Linked DNA regions of Homo sapiens: region 1 is linked to region 2. A link is a contact called in ENCODE Hi-C or POLR2A ChIA-PET data. All regions are on one chromosome and are shown on one strand. Each heading gives the region's core, a stretch centred on a gene start or an enhancer-like site at or near the end of the contact. The rest is flanking DNA. Distances are from core to core; before and after follow the strand shown.

The links. Hi-C counts contacts between places; a loop is a spot of excess contacts on that map. ChIA-PET counts read pairs that join two places held with the same protein, here RNA polymerase II (POLR2A). Pooled maps may share reads with other maps.
Region 1: a loop to region 2 is called in a map of Calu3, with 4 times the contacts of the local background. The contact joins two enhancer-like sites. A Hi-C loop is called at or near these places in 2 of 168 maps with a recorded cell type or tissue (Calu3 and PC-9) and 6 of 50 pooled maps. POLR2A ChIA-PET finds 5 or more read pairs at or near these places in 5 of 52 experiments (HepG2, PC-3, Panc1 and 2 more).

What each region holds. Positions count from the first base shown.
Region 1 is chr3:172,561,669-172,564,368 of GRCh38, reverse strand. The region is part of intron 3 of LINC02068 (long intergenic non-protein coding RNA 2068); the gene reads left to right. Among named protein-coding and RNA genes, the nearest start is that of LINC02068, 33 kb to the left of the region's middle. Within about 2 kb of position 1,433, at least 17 of the 41 ENCODE cell types and tissues checked have a DNase peak (open chromatin) inside an H3K27ac peak, as active enhancers do; they include PC-3, PC-9 and Panc1, where a contact is called at or near this core.
Region 2 is chr3:172,622,510-172,625,209 of GRCh38, reverse strand. No RefSeq gene overlaps it. Among named protein-coding and RNA genes, the nearest start is that of LINC02068, 28 kb to the right of the region's middle. Within about 2 kb of position 1,354, at least 7 of the 41 ENCODE cell types and tissues checked have a DNase peak (open chromatin) inside an H3K27ac peak, as active enhancers do; they include PC-3, PC-9 and Panc1, where a contact is called at or near this core.

The DNA.
Region 1 (2,700 bases), core at 184-2,683, 61 kb after region 2:
CTTATTTTTAGCAATGATTTTTCTTTTAACATTTCCTAGTAAAAAAAATGATTTAAGGTGAAAAAGTAAGTCTGTCTGCTTTTTCATCTGAATTTTGTCAGATAAAATAACCAAATGAAAAGAGAATCAATCCAAAGCCTGTATTTCCTCATAAAGAATAGTCTATTGTTCTCAGTCTTGTGATCTCCAATCATTCACTTACACCTTGAAAAAAATTACTTATAGTCTCTGAGTTTTAATTTCTTCTTCTATGAGAGAGACAGAGAGAGAAAGAGAGGAAAAAAAGAGAAAGAGAGAGGAGAGAGAGGACACTCAGGTTGCAGAATAGTTGAGAAGAATAGATATAAAATACAATGCACTTAGCATAACGCTTAGCAAGGTTAAGGTGAAAAGAAGGCAAATTACTGTGAAAGTAGCGCCCATCAGTACTTCGTGTGAGTCTCCATGAGGCAGGTAGATAAATATTTATTATTATCTGCATTTTATATGTGGCAATCATCTCCAAGATCACATAAATCAAACCAGTTATGAGGGTGGTACCTGCTTTGGGGTTGCCTTTTTATTGTTTTTTCTTCTACATTATGGCTATAACCTTGTGCTTTCTGCCTGAAGAATTCACTTCACATTTAAACGTATATACAGTTTTGTTTACATTTCTCATAGGTTCAATTCAGGTCAAAATGTGACCACACAAAAGGTAATAAGAGCCTCTATTTAATATCAGTTAAATCATCTGTTCTTTTATCTTCTGGGTTGAAAAATAAGTTCCCAATAGCAAGAAAGGTGACCTGAGTTCAACTGCAAAACAAAGTCATATATCAGTGCTGTAGGCACCAGCAATAAACATTTCTTTAATTTGAATTCAGGGGCATTCTCACCATCAGACTAGTACAATCAAAACAACATTGCTTTTCTACCGAGTAACCTTCACTTTGACCAGTGACCGTACAAACATGTATGATTCATTTCACTGAAAATATATCACCTTGAAAACCTCCCTGAGTGGCCAATAAGTTCATTTCTGTGACACTTAGTTTTCTGATTGCACCTTAACTTTTACCAAACTGTTTCTCAGATCTAGATCTTTGCCTTTTGAATACACTTGCCAAAGTATGAAGTAAAAGTTATTTTCTTTGGTTGTTTATTCTTTGGTTAGGTATTACATAATCCAGAAACCACAGAAAAACAGAACATTGTTAAAGTTAAACAGCTTAAGTTGCCTAATAACTTGCGAAAAGCCAAATTAATAGGAAAGAATGCCAATAGGAAGCTCTCAAGGCAGCTCCTATTCCTGGAATTTTCCGTCTCAGGAAATCCAGGCGTAGGATAGTAAAACCACTCAGACGTAATCACCCTGCCTTATTCCTCAGATGAGTTTCTCTCTCTCTCTCTCTCTCTGTCTCTTTTCTCTCTCTCCCCCACTCTCCCACTCCGCCCTTTTACTGTTTCCTGACTCATTTCCTCACACTTTTTGTGGAAACAAGTTAACATTAATTTTAAAAGTGAAAGCTGGATGCCTATGAATCTTAAAACAACTTTTGAGAAAAAAAAAAAACCTCTTTGTCCTTCTTCTTACATATAAATGCAGGTAATATTATGGGGTCTTTGCTTGCTTTACTTCTTTAGCAAGACAGGACCATTGTTATTAGGATTCTGCACTAAGCCATACTGACTTGATGTTCATCATCAAGGCCAGCTGTGGCTCCATTTATTTTATTTTATTTTTTATTATTTTTTGAGATAGAGTTTTGCTCTTGTCGCCCAGGCTGTAGTGCAGTGGTGCGATCTCGGCTCACTGCAACTTCCGCCTTCCAGGTTCAAGTGATTCAGCCTTCCAAGTAGCTGGGATTACAGATGTTCGCCACCACGCCCGGCTAATTTTTGTATTTTTATAGACATGGGATTTCACCATGTTGGCCAGACTGGTCTGGAACTCCTGACCTCAGGTGATCCACCAGCCTTGGCCTTCCAAAGTGCTGAGATTACAGGCGTGAGCCACTGCGCCCAGCCTCAATTTTAAAATGGGTAAAGTTGAGCTTCATTTCCTCCTTCTCAAAAATGTTTTCCATTTGCCCCTGATGACTCTTGAGTTTCAGGTTCTGTAGATCTTTTCAGTCAATGGTAAAAACACTTTGACAAACTCACTCATTCATACCAGATATTGGCGACCTTATATATAAGTGTTCCCAGAGCACTGCCACTTTCAGAGACTATATTAAAATACAATCATGTGCCGCTTAACAATGATGGGGATGTGTTCTGAGAAATGTGTCATTAGGTGATGTTGTCATTGTGTAAATATCGGATTGTGCTTACACAAACCTAGATGTTATAGCCTTCCAGACCCAGGCTATAGTTTATTGCTCCTAGGCCACAAACCTGTACAGCATGTTACTGTACTAAATACTGCTGGCTATTGTAATACAATGTTAAGTTACAGTAAAAATATGATACAAAAGATAAAAATGCTATGCTTGTATATGGAGCTTGCAGAACTAGAAGTTGCTGTGGGAGAGTCAATGATTGAGTGAGTGAATGTGAAGGCCTTAGGACATTGCTCTACACTACTGTAGACGTTATAAACACTGTACACTTAGGCTACACTAAATCTATTAAACTTTTTTTTTTTTGAGACAGAGTCTTGTTTTGTTGCCCAGGCTGGAGTGCAGTGGCACAATCTCGGCTCACTGCAACCTCCAC
Region 2 (2,700 bases), core at 105-2,604:
GCAGAAGCAGGTGTGAGAATCCAGCTGTCTCTAGTTAAGCTAGACATTAAAGAGATTTGTAGGCCCGGGCGTGGTGGCTCACGCCTGTAATCTCAGCACTTTGGGAGGCCGAGGTGGGTGGATCATCTGAAGTCAGGAGTACAAGACCAGCCTGGCCAACATGGTGAAACCACGTCTCTACTAAAAATACAAAAATTAGCTGGGCGTGGTAGCGCGCACCTGGAGTCCCAGCTACTCGGGAGACTGAGGCAGGAGAATCACTTGAACTCAGGAGGCGGAGGTTGCAGTGAGCCGAGATCGCGCCACTGCACTCCAGCCTGGCGACAGAGCGAGACTCCGTCTCAAAAAAAAAAAAAAAAAAAAAAAAAGATACTTGTAAAAATATAATACAACGCCACATTTTTCACTAATTTGTATTTGAAAAATTCAGGATTTCTTTCGTAAAATAGAGCTTAAGATAACATGTAATTAAATACATTAATAACTACATTTCAAATTTATCAGCTTTAGTCTCCCTCCCTCCCTCCCTTCCTTCCTTCTTTTTTTGTTTGTTTTCCTCAGGGTCTTGTTCTGTTACCCAGGCTGGAGCATGCAGTGCCACAATCTTGGCAAACAGCCTCGACCACCCAGGCTCAAGTGATCCTTCCACCTCAGCCTCCTAAGTAGCTGGGACTACAGGTGCATGCTACCATGCCCATCCAACAGTTTCTTAAAAGTAAATAAACATCGGCCGGGCGCGATGGCTCACGCCTGTAATCCCAGCACTTTGGGAGGCCGAGGCGGGTAGATCACGAGGTCAGGACATCGAGACCATCCTGGCTAACAGGGTGAAACCCCGTCTCTACTAAAAATACAAAAAATCAGCCGGGCGTGCTGGCGGGCGCCTGTAGTCCCAGCTACTCTGGAGGCTGAGGCAGGAGAATGGCGTGAACCTGGGAGGCGGAGCTTGCAGTGAGCCGAGATCACACCACTGCACTCCAGCCTGGGCGACAGAGCGAGACTCCGTCTCAAAAAAAAAAAAAAAAAAAAAAAAAGTAAACATCAATAAATGAAGCCCACATAAACAAAAGCTCTTCGTGGGGGAGGGGGAAGGGTCCTCAATAATGTTTAAGATTGTAAAGTCCTGAGACTGAAAAGTTTGAGAGCTGCTGCTCTGTAGCATCCTCTCCTGGCCGTCCCTGCACATCGTGCTGTGGTACAGCTAGCCAACCCGGAACTTATTACCGCGGTTCTGTTCGTGTTCCGCACATGCGCCATGTTCTCTTACCGAACACCCTTCCTTCTCCTTAGAGTGCTTTTCACTGTTCTTGTATTTCTTTGCCAGCCTCCTCCAGGAGCCTTTCCTAACTCCTTTCTCAGGAGGATTTAGGGGTCGTTCCTCGGGTCTCACACTGCACTCCACACATGACATGGTAATTGTCTGCAGGTAGGTCTGACTCCCTCACAAGACTAGGACCCTTGATGTGGGGGTCACGTCAGCCTCACCTCTGTGACCCCAATGCCTGACATGGTGCCTCTTATAAGCGCTCAATAAATCTTTGATGAACAACCAACTGTATCATTCTTCTTCCTATTAACAACGCATAGTTTTCAGGATATGTAAAATAATGCCTGATACTTTTGTATATATTCGCTTATTTATATTCCTGAGATAAAATATCTGGGGCTTTCTTTCCTGCATGAGTTTTCTTTCTACTAATGTATTGAAAATCTTATTTGGTTAAAGAGTGAAATTCCAAAGCCTATAATATAATAGACATTTAAAAATTTAAAGCCATTGCCAGTAGAGGGCGCCTTGAAAGTCAACGACGTTCGCCATCCCATACACTGCGGTTTGTGTTTTGTGTTTCATCTGGATTCTTTTTCTTTTCTTTTCTTTTCTTTTTTTTTTTTTACAAAAAAGAAAGAAAAGATTTATCAATAGCTTTCTTGTACTTTTTGTAAAAGGTCAATAAAAGTCATAGTTCATCACAGGATTAAGTTGGGTTGTTTTTTATAAAATAGAATTGAAAATTCTCATAACTACCTGATTAAAAAAATGACTGAGTTCTCAAAACAAACAAAACAGGACTTGCATTAATCCTTTGTTGAAATATGACTCACCTCTCTGCTTGCCAAAGTGTTTTATTTTTTTTTAACATGCTTTTATTCAAGGTAGATATTTGCCATCCCTTTGCAGAAAGGCTGACAGAACAGTGGTGGTCTGCATTTTTGAGGGACCGTTTAGTGTAGCAGGAAATATACGACCTTTATCTTTTCATTCTGTTTGCTGGCAAACCCCAGGCACCCAGCACTGCATTATAGAAAAACTGCCTTTGAAAACAACAAATAAGGCAGGGAGGGGTGGCCTTCAAAAGCTGGGGCACAGGTTCCAGCAAACAACATCCAGCCACGATGTTTGTGGAACTGCCATATTTTTAAAAACAGACATAAAATGATTAAGAAGGAAAACCTCACCATTCATTTCATGTAGAAGAGAGGAAATATCATGAACTAAAATTTGGGAAACTGTAATCCCAGTTCCAGCTCTGCCAGTAAATATCTCGGTAAATTTAAGTTTTTATTGGGGTTTTGTGTTCCCCATCTTAAAAGTCATTTTATCTAAACCTCTTTCTTACTCCCCCCAAATACTTGAAACAGCTTATAATTAAACAAAAAATATAATGAAATTGTGACACAGAAATAGTAGCTCTGTATTAG